Regions from separate parts of the Homo sapiens genome. Here region 2 is linked to region 1. The links are chromatin loops, found by intact Hi-C in ENCODE. Cell type or tissue: heart left ventricle. All regions are shown on one strand. Each heading gives the region's core, and the rest is flanking DNA. Links, peaks and the distances in the headings are about the cores only.

Region 1 (8,334 bases), core at 169-8,168:
ACCCTGCTCATTCTCCAAGGCCCAACTCCTTAAAGCCTTTCCTCCCACCTCCACCCTGAAGATTTTACAGTACAATAGAATCCATGGTGATTGTCTCTGGGTGTTAGGACTCAAGGTGATTTCTCTTTTTGCTCATCTGTACTTACAGTGTTTTCAATAACAAATATGGAATATTTATGTACTAAATATAAAGGTGTGCTTAGCCCTTCCATGCATTTTCTATTTCCTGCCTTCAAGTAGTTCTTTATTGTCCTCATTTTTACAGAGGAGGAAGCTGAGGTTCAGTGAAGCTCCATGACTTGCCCAACATAACTAAGCTTATAAGTGGAGAGCTGGGATTTGATCCAGGTCTGACTGTAAGAAATGAACTATTAAATTCTAAATGATGGGGCTTCCAAGAATCCTCCTTGTTCCATGGACCAGAAATTTTTTGATTTACTAGATTCTGAATTAAGGAAATAACCTTCTGTTATTAGTCAGGAAAGGTAAGTGATGCTGCAGTAACAAATTAACCTCAAAAATCTTAGTGCCTTACAAAACAAAGATTGGTTTCTTGTTCATACCACGAGTTCAACACTGATTCACAGGATTCTTCCATGCACCCCCAGCCCCTTTAGCTTAGAAAGTGATGAGGCTATCTGAATGCTGACAAGCGCTGGGTCCCGCGAGCTGCTGCTTGGGTCCAGGGGTGATGCTGTGACTTTTGGAGCCCATGCTAGGATTTCTGCGTAGATCACTGAAGCACTCTGTGTTTCTGTTGGGGTTTTGTTTGTTTGCTTTTCTCTAGTTGGTAATGTTGGTTAAGACACTGACTGGCTTTGGAAAAGCTATATAGATGCTGAAGTTTCCTCGGAAGGAACCACACCCGTCTTTCATTTTCATAGGTGTTTTCATATCTGGCATTGAATTTATATGCAGTTTATTGAGTGCAGCCTGGTTCATTCATTTGTTCACTAATTCATTCAATCATTCCCTCCTCTAACAGATCTTTACTGGGCACCTCCTCTGGCTGACCTGGGATTTGGGAATCACAGAAATGTGGTCCCTGTGCTCAGAGAGCTTTGGCTGAGATGAATAGTCTCACTGTCAAGTGAACAGAATCTAATGACCTCTAGTAGGCACCTCTTTCAGGCCCTGGGAGGTGCAGCCATTGCCCAGGTAGACACCAAGTGGGGCCAAGCTTTCCCCTTGGTTTATTCAGCATCTTGTGGATATATTATTTTCTTCAGTGATATTCTCTGTCATTTCTTCTGCTTTACTGCCAAGTAAATCATTTTGCATCTCATTTTTCCTCCCTTCAGCCCAAAGAAGCAAAAGTTGAACCCATAAACACACCTCCAACTCCATCCTCCCCCTTTGAAGACATGGAACTTTCTGGTGAACCTGTACCCGAGGGGACCCTGGAAACCACCAACATGAGCATCATCCAGCACAGCAGCCCCAAACAAGGCAAGTCCGGATGCACATGCCTACGTAGTGGCCTTTTATTGGGTGATTACTATGTGTCCAGCCGGGGCCATGTATGTAACATACAGAATCTCATTTAACCTTCCCCTCAACCCTTTAAGAAAGGGTGAGAACCACCCTCATTTTACAGACAAGAGGAGGAAATTGAGCCACAGAGAAGTTAAGTAACCCAGCCAGGAGCAAACAGCTTGTGAATGGCAGAGCTGGCATTTGAGCTCAGATAGCAGATCTTCTAACCCCCAGATCTGGAGCTTCTAACTCCCAGATTCTATTCCTTCTGGGGTTTAACAGAAAAGTTTGTAATAATCCTTGCTCTTTGTTGAATACCTACAGTGTGCCAAGTGTTTGGATATTTTGTCTCCAACACCGACAGCATACCGCCTACTCAGTAGCACTAGCCACTATTTTATAGGTGGAAAAACCAACACTTGGAAGAGCTAAGTCCAGAGTCCCCACCCATTCTGACTTTTGCCACAAACTCCCCAACTCTCAGAGGATCAGCTAAACTCCTGTGTGGCACAAGTGAGAAACTGATGGCCAGAGAGGGGCCAGTTACCCAGCAAGGCAGCAGCAGTCCCTAGGAGAAGAGCTGGTCCCCTGGCTGCCCATCCAGGGCTCTGGCCCCTGCCTCTTGTCCCCCTACCTGTGCAGAGGAGCACTGGTAAAAGCCCAGGCGTCAAACACTATCCCCCAGGCACTAGCTTGGCATATGCCCAAGCCCTGAGATCGCTTGTGGTTTCTGTCATTTCTCAGAGGGGCCGTCACTTCAGACTGAAGATGTAAGTACAAGATCATTCCTGGCAGCACTGTTCTTAGGAACAAAAATAACCCAAACTGCCCACAGTAGGGATTGGTCGGCCAAATTCTATTTCATTCATACATACAGCCCTGACACTGGTGATACAGAAGATTTAATGACCCAGGGACATGCTCGTGGTATATTCCACCAAAAAAGCAAATTCCAAAATTATGTCTATGACCCTAATTTTGAATATATGTTATTTATATCTATTTACATATAGCTATGTAGAGCGATGTGTGTGTATTAGATACATCACATATTAGACGTAATATTCATCAAAATGTTATAAGCAGTTATCTCTGAGTGGTAGGATTATGGATGGTTTTTACTTTTTTTATTGTACTTCCGTATTTTATTAATACAAGTCTTCTACAATAATACATATCACTATTCTTTTTGCTTCTGCCATCAGTTAATGAGTGTTATTTTAACAACTAAATTTGGGGAGTCTGTGGGTCAGAGAAAGTATAGAGAACTGGAGAGAAAAAATTGTAGGATAATTTAATAACGTCATGACAGAGCCAAGGAGGCAGGGTGTTGCTGTGGAAATACTGCCCGCTGGGGAGAGTCAGACAGCTTGGAAGGAGGCCCTGCCTAGCCCCCTATTTGCTGTCGGCCTGGGGCAAGTTGCTGATCAGTTTCCAAGCTTCAGATTCCTTAGCCGTCCTCTGGGAGCATGAACAATCCCCGATGCTGGGTGGATGAGAGGGCTGAATCTGGCCGCAGTTGTGGAAGTGGCTTCTGAATTGCGAATGCTTTTCTCAGGGGTGGAATTAGGATCTCTCAGCAAGGGGTTAAGGTGAAGGGGCTGGGGCGAGGGCTTTCCTAGACTGAGAAGATGAGGTCCACGTGGGGACTGGGCTCTGATCCCAACGCAGCTCGCCTGTTCCCGGGATCAGCCACACTCCTTATCTAGCAGACAAAAGGTCAGTTGAAAGCAATGGAGCTAGCCAAAGTGTCCTTTTCTTCTTGATGTGTAGACAGCCCGGATGGTGGGAGAAAGCCCTGGCTAAGCAAAGCCCCTAATATTTGCATTCAGAGCTTCCCTGACACCATCGTGACCCGTGGAAGGGGCCACCCCACCTCCTTCTTCCCAGGGGTCAGTCCTTGGAGGACAGGCAATCGGCTGCTTGCACGGCACCCCCTGGTGGTCAGAGCAGGGAAGACGAGAGTGCTCGACCCGTGCTGGCCACTCTTCCATCACAGGATGGGACAGGAGTGGGTGGGGAGGGGGGCAGAGTCCTTTGGAGGATTTGGCACCTCTTCCAGAGTTATTGTGACCATGGGACCTGCGTGAGCACAGCGTGTGTGGGAAGGGCCTGGCCCGGGGACAGGCTGACCTGGCTTCAGGGCCCTTCCCAGTCTCAGTCTCATTCCCAGGGTTAATAATACTGAGGTATTGATGTGTGGATCCGGCAGGTCACACCTGTCATGGGGTGATAGTGGGATCCCCAACCAGGATCTGCCCACCTGCAGGAAGGTGGTGGGAGGGGTCCCGGTGGGCAGGACAGGTGGGCCAGCAGGAGGGTTGCTGGAGGGAGTGCATGGGACAATCTTGGCATGGGCCCAGCCATAACAGGCGTGCAGTCATGGTAGTACAACTTCTTTTTCTTCTTCTTCTTCTTCTTTTTTTTTTTTTTTAGACAGGGTCTTGCTCTGTCACCCAGGCTGGAGCACAGTGGCACAATCATGGCTCACTGCAGCCTTGACCTCCCAGGCATGAGCTCCCTCCTTAGGCTCCTGAGCAGCTGGGTCTACAGCCACATGCCACAATGCCTGGCTATTTTTTTTTATTTTTAGTAGAGATGGGGTCTCGCTATGTTGCCAAGACTGGTCATGAACTCCTGAGCTCAAATGATCCTCCTGCCTTGGCCTCCCAAAATACTGGGATTACAGGCATGAGCCACCATGCCCGGCCAATGAATAAGTTTTCTTTGCTTCAAAAATCCATTTGCGTTTTTTTTTTTTTTTGAGATGGAATCTCACTCTGTCACCCAGGCTGGAGTGCAGTGGCACAATCTCAGCTTACTACAACCTCTGCCCACTGCAACCTCTGCCTCCTGGGTTCAAGTGATTCTCCTGCCTTGGCCTCCCAAGTAGCTGGGGTTACAGGCATGTGGAATCACACCTGGCTAATTTTTGTATTTTTAGTAGAGATGGGGTTTCACCATGTTGGCCAGGCTGGTCTTGAACTCCTGACCTCAAGTGATCTGCCCACCTCGGCCTCCCAAAGTGCTGGGATTCCGGGCTGCTTTTTAAATTGCAAAAGAAATATATGCATGTGGGAACAATTAAATTAATGCTCAGTTGTATAAACCAGAAAAATAATAGTTTCCTCTTCTTACACTCCTATCTTCTGGAAAATATCAGTACTAAACACTGTGGTTTAGCCAAGTATATAAATATATAAGCACATACATATACATATACATATACATATATGTATATATTATGTATGTCATAATCATTATTACATAACATGAATATGTTATATATATAATAATGATACGATATCTATACTCATACTTTTTTTTTCTATTTTACACACGTAAAACCATATCAACAATGAACATTTATCAATTGCTTACTATATGCCAGGGGCTGTCCTCAATGCTTTATTTGCATTAACTTACTTAGTCCTTGTGACACACAGTACTCAAAACAACCCTATGAGGTAGGAATTATTGTAATTCCCCATTTCTAGATAAGGAACTTGAGGCAGAAGTTGAGCGACTTGCCTGCAGGTGGTGCCAGAGCCTGGAATGGAAACCACACATGCTTTGCCATGTATGTTGTTCTGCAACTTGTTTTTTCCCCCTCTTGACCCTGTGTCATGGTATCTGAACATCTTTCCAAGTTAGCTGGTGAAGAGATACCTCATTCTTTTCCAAGACTGCAAAATGTAGTTATTGATAGCAGAATGCCTGCTTCCTGTAGGGTCTGGTGAGATCCTGAATGACACACTGGAGGGGGTTCATTCTGTGGATGGTGACCCCATTACTGACAGCGGCTCAGGGGCTGGGGCCTTCCTTGACATTGCTGAAGAAAAGGTGAGTAGATGGTAAATTTCATTTGATTAGTCAGTAGTAGGCTTGTTTGCTTATTTCAAACTTGGTGATGATTTTACTGAGCACCAGAGAGAACCACAAGGGTTTTGGTTGAATAGCATCAAGATTGCTTCTGTCCTCATGGTACAGAGGAGGTCAGAGTCCCAGGGCCACAGAGGCTCTCCAGGGATGCACAGGACTGGTGGGGGATATGCAGTGCAAGCTTGTCCTCACACTTGCCTGTGATGAGCGAGCGTCCAGGCCTCACCAATGCAACCCCGCCCTCCTGCTCAGTTGTGAAGGCACATAGCTTTATCAGCCCTTTGAGTCCCCTTCAAGACAGAATCAGATTAACTGCAGGTGTGTTCATGCTATTGTTTGGTAATTGGCTTTTACACCTGCAAAGCCAGTTTTTGAAATGCTGGGCTCCCTAGGGTGCAAAATTAAAGCATAAATAGTTTTCTCACAATGGCCCCTGCTGAAAACCCACAACGCCAGCTCATTCCTTCCCTTCTCCTGGGATGAAAACTTAAGACAGTTCTCACAGCTCTCTCAGTCACTATCTGGTAACAGTCAATTTTCACAGATATTTAAAAGTCAAGCCCAGCATAATATCAAAAATTCAACAAAATTACAAACACAGTTTCCCCCCTTCTATACTCAGGCCTACTGTAGACTAGGAAACTGCCAGGAAAGGGAAGCATGGTTAGGGGTTTCCTCTCTATTTTCTTACTTCTCTCTCCTCCTTATCCTCATGATCTCCCCATCCTCTAGAGCTATTTTTAACATCTGCAGGGGCTGGCCCACCTGGAGAAATGGACACAGTTGTACTTGGCTGGTCAAATTGTGATCTGGGCTTTTGGTGTGGAAGATGCCTGATTGTTGGAACTCTCTCTTATGGGGGCTTTTGTGGTTCCTGGGAGGTCTTCCTGCAGGGGACCTAGGATCAAAATTCCATAGTTTGCCTTGTAACTTCTGCCCGGGCTTCCACCCCATACAGGTTGCCCAGATCTTCTGCGTGGCTCTTTGAGTACAGCCCATTTCAGCCAGCTCCCTTTGGAGAGATTTTATCTTGTCTATCTCCAGCAAAACAACTGCAGGACAAATACCCCTCCCTTCTCCATCCCCCTCCCCTCCTCTCCCCTTTCCCTCTCACCTCCTCCTTCCCTCCTCTCTCCTTTTATTCCCTCCCTTCCTCTCCTCTCCTCTCCTCTCCCCTTTTCTCCCCTCCCCTCCTCTTCCCACTTCCCTCCTTTTCTCTTTCTCCCTCACCTCCCCCTCCTCTCCTCTCCCCTTCCCCTCTCTTCCTTTGTCCCTCTCTCCCAACTCTGAATCTAAAGGGCTCCCTCCTTTCACCTTTTGTCTCCCTGGAGAAAATCAGACACCAGTCCCTGAGCCTCCCAAATTCCAGGAAATACATACCCAGCTCACCAAATGGTTTGGAGTGAGTAGAGGGGAGGAGAAGAACCGCAGTACACTGAAAATTCTTTCCAAAGGAATTCTTGCTCTCCAGGCACTCAACCCCAAAATGAGTCCTGTATGGTTTCTTACACAGCCTAGAGGTAGGAGATGGGCAGGAGCTGGTAGAACGGGTGCCATTTCCTTGTTTTAGCATGGGGAGATTACCTGATGCCTGTGAAATTGCACTTGCCCTTTGGGGCTTTAGCTGACGCTGAGTTAGAAAGAGTCTCATTTTAACATCCTGGGACCTCAACTTTCCTCTAACTGTTTTTTGAGACAGTAATTCTGCAAGGATTTAATATATTTTATGAAAAAGGGGCTCTGTGGTCAAATGACTTTGGGAAATGCTGCACTCTACATTCCTCTTTTTATAGATTCTGAGAAATCCTGCAGCAAGGAAATCTTTTTAACTTTGATTAGCCTGGTGTTTTTTGTAACCAAAAGAACCACATTTTTGCAATAAATAAACAAGCTTTGGGAAATGAAGATAGAACATAGTTTGCTGTCACCAGCCCCAAAGCTGCTCTCTCTTTCCATTTCTCCCATTGCTATGAAACCTTCAGAGAATCTGCCTGTGCATTCCCAAAGGAAACTGAGTCACAGGGAGAGAGAAGAAGCAGGAATGTCTCTGTCTCCCAGCCTAGAGAAGGCTGAGGAGGACAGAGGTGCTGCCTACACATTTCTGAAGCATCTTCATGGGCAAAGACATTGTCTAATGCCTTCTGGATGGGTACATGGGGAGGTCACAGGGAGGCAATGGGTTTCAGTAGAAGTATCTAGAGCTAGACCAGGCTGACTCAGGAGCAGTGATTTCCGTGTTAATGGAGGTGCAAACCAATACTGGGAATCAAACACCAGACATAGGTGCCTGGGCAGTCTTTCCCATCCCTGGATTTATGAAACCATAGATGTGAAAGTCCTTGAGAGAAAGAAGCTACAGAAATGCAGGTGGCTGGAGAAGGCTAGGCAGTCTGTTCTCACCAGCCACAGGCATGTTGATGGGAGCCCAGAGACATGGTCTCTTGTGATGCCTTTGTTTTCAGAATTTAGCAGCAACAGCAGCGGGGCTGGCCGAGGTGCCCATCAGCACTGCTGGAGAAGCAGAGGCCAGCAGTGTGCCCACCGGGGGACCAACCCTCTCTATGTCCACGGAGAACCCAGAGGAAGGGGTCACTCCAGTAAGTAGCTCAGAGCGCAAGCTCCCCTTCACCTGTGTCTGGGGTTGTGGGTTGTGTTGGGTGGGAGCAGTCACTGGCTTTCCCTATGTGTCTGTGAAACACAGTGACAGTCTCATGGGGGCAGTCTGTCGGAGTAAGCACTAAATAGCATTGACCCATTCAGTGGCGGTGTGCAGAGCCCTACACTGTGCTGGGCACTAGGCCTGGTTTCAGGGATGGATAGTAAATAGGATAGACGTGATTCCTGAAGACAGGGTGGTAAGAGGGGCTGTGGTCAGTGGTAGGTGAAGCACAGGATGCCCTGGGAGCACTGAAAAAGGGGCCCAGAGCCCAGACTCGGGGGCACAGAAGTTTCCTGGGGAAAGGATGCTGAAGGCGG
Region 2 (8,334 bases), core at 119-8,118, 110 kb after region 1:
CCAGGCAGTCTCCATAAACATTAAAATTGTTTACCACTCTGAATTAGATCCAATTTTATGTGTTTTGTTTGCTTTCCAGGTAAGTTTCTTATGGCTACCCTTCTTCATCATGAAGAAAATTGGTTGGTAGACTTGTAATTATTCATCTCAGACATCACTTTCTTAAATACTAGTGGACTAAGTTCAGTTGGTTTTATGGTCCAATTTTATAGATCAGATCAAGTCTTTTATAAAGCTGCTCCCTCAAAGAACAATTTCTAATCTAACTTAAAAAAAATTGACTTGCAAAGTATACACACAGGTTGCTTTGAAATTTCTTGAAGGGTTGCAAGAATATGCTACATATTCTATCTGTCTTGTCTCGTTTAATTCTCTCTTCTCTCTTTTTTTTTCTTTGACCATGGCTAATACGGCATCATTTAGTTCTCATAACCAACCTTGAATGGTAGTTGTATAGAGTACCAAAACTTCTTACTTATTTGCTGCTTAATTTCCAAACTCTTAAGCCCATTTGTTCCCAGATACAGGTGACCAGTGCTCAGAAGATAACTGTAGGTTTTGATAACATCGGCTCTACCCCAAGATTCTTTTCAACTCTAAACATTATCCAAAGGTGTTAGTATTTTTTCATCGTCTAATCGTAAATATATATATAAAAGAAAGACACTGCTTTGAATGGCACAGATGTAGACTAACAGTAGTTCAGCCACTGAGACTCAAATGATTTTGTATTACCATAAACCCCATCTGCCTGGGCAGGCAGAATTGACACAATTTTGCTCAGATTGGAACCTAGTTCATATCTATGAAAGAAGACCCTCTTTGTTTCCATTTTATAGACCAGGAAACTGAAGTTATGCTGTTAATGAAAGGTGGAGCCTTCAGTTAAGCACTCCAGGGTATGTACTCTTTTCCTATACAAATGCTCCTCTACTTATGATGGGGTCACGTACGTCCATGCTCCTTTCATATAGAGTAAATACATTGTTAGAGCCACTTCAGCAGGAAAGTTTCCTTTCCCTTTTTTGCAAACCATGAGAATTTGCTTCAGATTGCCTTGATTACAGTTTTACTATTTCTTTGCAACTGCAGGCCATTCAGATACTAACAGTCTTTCTTTAACATTATATTTTTAGGTAATTTGAATCTTCCTGACGAGTCCAGTGATAGTTGATCACTTACTATTTGTATTGATTTATACATATATTCATAGCAAATTCTTTTCTTCTAAAAGTTACATAAGCACAGGACTGAAAATTTGTATTAGAGAAAGGAAAAAAACCATCACCAGCCATTATTAACATTTGGCATATCCTGCACCCATGCTTTTTTTTTTTTTTTTTTTTTTTTTTTTTTGAGTATAAAAAACCATTCTTGGGCTGGGCACAGTAGCTCACACCTGTAATCCCAGCACTTTGGGAGGCCGAAGTGGGCGAATCACGAGGTCAGGAGTTCGAGACCAGCCTGGCCAACATGATGAAACCCTGTCTCTACTAAAAATAACAAAAAATTAGCTGGACGTAGTGGCAGGCACCTGTAATCCCAGCTGCTTGGGAGGCTGAGGCAGGAGAATCACTTGAACTCAGGAGGTGGAGTTTGCAGTGAGCCGAGATTGCGCCACTGCACTCCAGCCCGGGCGACAGAGTGAAACTCCATCTCAACAAAAACAAACAAACAAAAAAACAGCAACAAACCATTCTTTAATCATTCTATTTCAGCAGTTTATGAAAGCTAATAAAAGTGTTTAAATTGACAAACAGCTTCAGTTTACAGAGGAAAGAGCTTCAGTTTACAGAGGAAATAGCTCATCTATTCTTAGCAAATATTTAGTAGTGATCAACATGATGAGAAATATAGGAAAAGTAAGAGGCAGTCTTGCTTTTGAAAAAATTGATGCTGAGGAAATATGACTACAGACTCAGTACTAGCAACCACAGGGACTGCTTTACAGAGGAGGTAGGACTTGATCTCTCTGCCTTGCAGGAGGATAGGGCTTTGAGTGGATGTGTGGTGGAAAGGAGGCACTTCTTGGCTGGAGAGGATGGCATGTGTGGAGAAAGAGCATTCTAAGTTTCAGGATTTCTAAGAGGAGAAATGGAAGTTCATGGTGTAAAGGGTGGGCTCAGAGAATTATGGGCCTTGAAAATCAGGAGAGTGGTTTTAATGTGGAAAAAGAATGTCTAATTGTGCCGCAGAGGGAATGGATCAGGGTGGCTACCCAGTTGGTTTGATGGCATTGAGAACGGGGTGAAATGGTGACTGTATGACATTTGAAACAAAGAAATCAGAGGAATTAGTAGTAGGGCCTGTGTGTGGCTGTTCCCTTGCTTGTGTGCTCTTCCCTCACATACCTGCATGGCTTCCTCCCTCACCTCCTGCAAGTCTTTGCTCAGATGACACCTTTTTCTCAGTGAGGCTTATCCTGCCACCTTTTAAAATATTGTCATCATCCTACAGTGCTTTCCTTCTCTGTAACAATACCTTCTAACATACTGTATTTATTTACTTATCATATGTACTTATTTACTGTTTATTGTCTCCTTCCTATCATTCTATGCTTTGTGAAAGTGGATGTCTTCGTTTTGTTCACTAATGTATCTCAAGTGTATGGAAAGTGCCTGGTGCATCCTAGGCACTCAGTAAATATTTGTTGAGTGGCAGTAGGTCTTAGCTGTAAAGAGGTGGAGTACAGAAATTCAGAGTGACTCCATGAAAGAAAAAAGAATGACTCCAAGCTTTTTTAGGCTGGATAATGCCTTTAACTTAATGAGTAATTTGGCACGAGGATTAAGGGGAGACGAATTCTGGTTTAAGCATGTTGAGTTTGAGGTGAAGGTAGCCAAATAAAATTGCTCAGTAGTCAGCAAAGATTAAAAAAAAATGGAACCTAGTTGGAAATGGGAGAGCACCTTAAGCAAAGAAATGGCTACTAGCATCTAGCATTCACCTCATATTCTCTCTCTCTCTCTCTGTCTTTCTCTTTTGGGGGTAGGAGGATTCTAGTGTCCTAAAACGCTACCTTAAATGGAGTTTTTATTTAGACCCTGAAGTCCTAGCTTGTATCTGGAGTCCTGGTCCGTTTGCTGGGATATGGTTCTTTCCTGTTTTGCAGGTTCATGCTATTTTTCCCCCACCTCTCTTAGTAAAGATGTATATATTCAGAATTACTTGTGATCTTCTGGTTGTATTGAAATTAACCTTCAGACAGTGCTGCTTTCTCTGCAGTAATGCGTTTGATCTTTTGGGAGTGTGGTTCTTGGCTGAGATAAAAGAGAGGAAGTTTCCTGCTTGCGGCCTAGGCCTCAGGTCATGGTTGCTGATGTTACAGGTGTCAGCTTTACTATCTCCTGGAGCTCCCTGATGGCTATCCTTTTAAATGCTTTTCCTGTTGTTTTTCTCAATGAACCAAACACTGGTGCAGTTGTATCCCTAGACCATCTCTCTTTTTCTATTTGGATTGATCTAACTTAAGTTTTTCTTTCAGTTTTGAAGGCAGATTAAATTCATGTGACTTGGTTGTCAGAAATTTAATGAAATATTTGTTTATAGGAGTAGTATATAAGCACCAACATATCTGGCTGTAATTAGAGTCTAATCAGTGTATCTGTGACTCACTTTTCAAAAGAGGATAGTTCCTAATTTACCTGATCGTTGTGAAGATAGTGTACAGTAGTATTTACACTTAGTACATAGCCTGACACCAGTAGGTGTTCAATAAAGGGGAATTATTATATATTTAAATAAGTGAAAGAATGTCTTCTGAAAGAAGAAATACATGTCTGTGTAATGAAGAACTAGAATTAATTGGTAGACTGAAAGGCAGAATTCAGCTCAATGTAAGGAATGACTCTCTACCATAGCTGTCAAAATGGAACATTGTAAGGTAGTATGTTCCCTGTCACCCTGGAACTATTCAGGCAGAGGCTAGATAACCTTCTGTCTGAGAAATTGTAGAAGGAATTTCTTACATTAGGTAGGAGGTCGGACTTGTTTATCTCTAAGCTCTGTTTCTCCTCTAAAATTCTGTACTTTTGGGCATAATCCAAGCTTCCTTGCTTACTGGTTTTAGCCAAATATAGTCTAAATATCCCTAGGATTCATGGCTTCAAGATGAGCAGTATCTTGTTGCTCCTGTATTATACGAGAAAAGTTAGTTTATCCATTGATTGGCTTTTATTTTGGTCATTTTCCAAAAAAGGATTTTGGAAGCTTGAAATAATAGCAAATTCAGTAAGACCAAATCTACTGACCACAAAAGATAAGAATCAGTAAGTCAAAAAGGGAAAGAAAAAGAGAACAATTATCCGTAAGTTTAGCTGAGGAAAGCTTTAGAAGTTGAACACAATACTTAGCTCTGAGTTTTCTGGTAACCAAGGCAAGTAAGGAAGACTGATAATTTGCATAGATCTCATTGCCTATCGAGAATTCATGAGGAGACTGCCACCTTCCTTAATAAAGTGGAGCCCCAAATGCCAAGATTGTCATACAGGGAGAATCTCCAAGTGGTAAGGGGTTATTGCTGGATCTGGCAATAATCTGATTCTTGTTCTGAGGCTTCCCCTTTAACACGTATTGAGGGTTCAATTTAGTGCTGCTGCCTCCATCTTTCTTCTCCAGTTTAAGTCTCTGATCCAAGTATGAACACATTAGTCTTTCCCTAATGCCAATGGAACAGCTGATGTAAGGCTAGGACATTTAAATCAAGCTTTGCTAAAAGCTGGAGGATAATGAATAGAGAGCAACATGAAACTATTTAGTCTGGCTTACAAAGACATTTTTCTCATGCCCTTATCTTTTGGTGTGTCTCCATTTGATACACTTCATCAGAGTACTGCTACCAAAGGCAGAGCCAGACATTTACCTTCAAACAGGTGCAAGTCAGTAAGATCCAGAGTGTCTTTGCTTGGGTTTCTTGTTTGAAGAACTGCTTCATTTCTGAGTAATGGACGTTCGGAATGATTACTTTAGGAGAGACCACACTTATCTGAGAGTGTGGCCCTACTGTACTGGTCTCACAGTAATCCCAGTATTCATGGAAAAGATAGGCACGTACATTAGCATGAGGGCATTCTGTGGTTAGAAGCATTCTGATTTCATTGGGAAAAACAAGCTTCTCTCTGTTCTTGAGCAGAAGCTTTTATAGAAGTCTTTGTACATGGGCCATTGAAAAATAAAGTGAACAATTCGGGTTTATCACTCATGATTTGTAAGGATTCACTTTTCCTTTTTTCTGCAGTTGCTGTACTACTTCAGGTCTGTTCCAGTGTTTCCTTGTTCTCACCACCAAGACTGAACCTCCTTATTTTTGTTCATTTGCTTCAGGAAAACCATTCCATCTAGATTTCCTAGGTGTAAACCTCACTGATTACATAATAGTGTATATTTATAGTTCTAGGACACCTTCTTCAGGCATCCTGTTACATTTCTACATTATAAGATTCTTAAATATGCATTGAATTACAAATAGGTCCCCAGGGAAAAGGCAAAAACGAATGGCTTTTTCTGCGAGAAACTAGGACTAATATAGATATTTGGGAGCACTGAACATGGAGGATAGAGTTAAACTTGAAAAGACATACAGAGATAGAAAAGCAGCAACTGCCCTTTCATTTGTATGCAAGCACACGATATATGTATGGGTTTTTTATTTTTTGCTTGATGTATTCATTTCCAAATCAAACTATAATGTGCTCTAATTGGGTCTCTTTGTTCAGCACGTGGTTGTTGATTTGAGTACTTTCTCCAGTTGAAAAACTGACATTTTAATTTTGTTATTCAATGTGTGATAGATTTAAATAAAAACACCCAAGATTGTGTATTGTAGATTTCCTTCAACAATAATTATATATAATTATTTTATCAAAATAAACAAGTTAAAGTAGTTTTAGTTATTTTGTCTCATTTTACATTTGGGAAAAAAATTACAAATCAGGGGCCAGAGTCTGGTCATGTTTGTCAGTGAGGAAAGACAATTTCTGATTGCCAGTCCCACCAAAGCGTTGGCAGATTAACACAGCATTGTAGATTACTTTCCTAGGAAGAGATGCTCCTTTTTTCTCCCTTTCCATTATTTTGCTTTCCTTCTTTCCATGGTGCATTGTCCTTTTGTTTTCTTCCCTCTTATTTCGATGCATGTATAAACTTGAGCCTTTCTGCTCTCACATTCTTTCTCCCCATGATCATAATTGTTTCTTCACTTTATTCTTAAAAAAAAAAAAAAAGGCCACATAAGTATTTTATGTAGATCTCATCTATCATTTAAGTTTTGTCAGATCCAGCCTGCTCTTGCCTTACCATGGGAGAAGGGAAAGGAGGGAGGAGTTTTAAGGGATTTTAGGCATCAGGCAGAAGTCTTAAGGGAAAACTCTGCGAGGACCAACAGGCTCAGAATTAGCTGTGCATTGCAAACAGATGGTGTGTCCCTGAGGAAATAGCGTAGTTGCCCTAAGCAATTGGGTGCTTCCATCTGATTTAGCTTAGTCTCTGTAACTGGGAAAAAGGAAAATCTTATGGAAGAAATGAGTATAATCACCTGTGAACCATTCTAAACTATTATCTAGAGACTAGTGATTATTGACTTACATATAGATTTCATAATTCTGCAAGATAGTCTTCGGTGTTGTATCATCAGTTATCCAAGGTATAAATAACATCAAGACCCTTATGCCTCTGAGCCTGATAGATCCTTATCTTTTAATAACCAACCCCCCACTTTCTTCAGTAGCCATGATGCTACTGTATCAATGCTACCAGCAATTGGAAACCCATATTCCTAATGCCAAGTCTCGGCATGTAGATTTTGAGGTCTGAAAACTTTATTAGCTTGGTTACAGTACATCTCAAGCCTAAGTTTTCATATACACATAGTTTAGTCTCAAAGGGCAAATGTTTCCCTGAAAGGAGTTCAGTCAACACTAGATGCTTATATCTTTAGGCTCCAAGGGAGTCCAAAATTTAATGATTAAAAATATTATAAAAATGCAAATATAGAAATAATACAAAAGCTCCTTCCTTTTGGTGGGCTTTTCTGTCCTTGCTTGGTTCAATTCAGCTGTGTTCTTCTAGGAGACTGCAACCACAATTTAACTGCTTTGCTTTGGTATTTTGTTTGACAAGGGAGATGAATGTTTCAGATGAGACGGAGTCTCACTGTTGTCACCCAGGCTGGAATGCAGTGGCGCGATCTTGGCTCACTGCAACCTCTGCCTCCTGGGTTCAAGTGATTCTCCTGTCTCAGCCTCCCGTGTAGCTGGGATTACAGGCATCTGCCACCACGCCTGGCTATTTTTTTTTTTTTTTTTGTATTTTTAGTAGAGATGGGGTTTCACCGTGTTGGCCAGGCTGGTGTCGAATTCCTGACCTCAGGTGATCTGCCTGCCTCGGCCTCCCAAAGTATTGGGATTACAGCGTGAGCCACCGTGCCCGGCCTTCAATTTTTTGCTTTAAGTTAGAATCCTGTTTGCTTACTTTTTCTGACCCAAATGTTTTAAAAATGTTTTCCTGTGTTTTCATTTAAAAGATTGGTTTTACCTCTCACATTGAGATGTATCTGGAGTTGGTTATTTATTATGGTATGAGATTTTTATTATTTTTAAAATACGGATATCTGGTTGACTCAGAACCATTTATTGGTAAAACCTTTTTTCCCCCAGTGTACAATCACCTTCATCATAAATCAAGAGGTTGTATATGTGAGGGTCTGTTTCTCTGTAATCTCTGTTCTGTTTGCCCATTTGTCCTTGTGCCATTACCATACTGTCTTAATTATTATGATGTTAGGAGTCTTGATATCGAGTAGTGTTAAGTCTTTCAAAGATTGCTTTGGTTATTCTTGCGATGTTGTTTTTCCATATAAATTTCAGAATCAACTTGTCAGTTCCCACTGAATAAAAAAACCCTGTGGGGATTCTGATTTGATTTTATTGAATCTACAGATCACTTTATGGAATATTGACCTCTTTACAGTATTGAATCTTCCAGTTAGGAACTTGTCACTTTTCTCCATTTATAAATACATTTTAAAATTTTATTTTATCTCCTTTGTAATTTCTATCAATAAGTAATATTTTTTAAGCTTTCTCTGCAGAGGTCTTTACCTGTCTTTTGTTAGGTTTATTCCTAGTTTTTAGATTTTTAAAAAACGTTTTCTATTTATTACTGGTTTAAGAATGATTTTTTAATTTAATTTTTTTTGGTATAGTGAGTAACCTTATATTAGTGACCTTGCTAGATTGACTAATTGATTCTAATAGTTGATCTGTAGGTCACTTTTGGATTTTCCATGTACATAGTTGTCCTCTGCAAGTAATGATAGTTCTGTGTCTTTCCAGTCTA

The links. A loop is a pair of places that touch in the nucleus more often than their neighbours do. Peaks named below come from ENCODE experiments on the same cell type or tissue, not always from the same donor. Only the 100,000 strongest peaks of a DNase experiment are listed, where the experiment ranks them.
Region 2: a loop joins it to region 1, with 2.3 times the contacts of the local background. A loop is called at or near these places in 15 of 110 quality-filtered maps.

What each region holds. Positions count from the first base shown.
Region 1 is chr9:98,995,633-99,003,966 of GRCh38, forward strand. COL15A1 (collagen type XV alpha 1 chain) reads left to right here. Exons shown (of 42, transcript NM_001855.5): 6 at 1,302-1,449; 7 at 5,207-5,319; 8 at 7,821-7,955. Among named protein-coding and RNA genes, the nearest start is that of COL15A1-AS1, 55 kb to the left of the region's middle. RefSeq lists enhancers at 2,661-3,417, 3,418-4,173. In heart left ventricle, for the core only: CTCF peaks have their summits at 3,436 (motif pointing left) and 5,015 (motif pointing right); DNase peaks (open chromatin) are centred at 2,160, 3,129, 3,409 and 5,021; H3K27ac peaks cover 3,815 bases.
Region 2 is chr9:99,109,970-99,118,303 of GRCh38, forward strand. The region is part of intron 1 of TGFBR1 (transforming growth factor beta receptor 1); the gene reads left to right. Among named protein-coding and RNA genes, the nearest start is that of TGFBR1, 9.0 kb to the left of the region's middle. In heart left ventricle, for the core only: no CTCF peak of the experiment used is centred there; no DNase peak of the experiment used is centred there.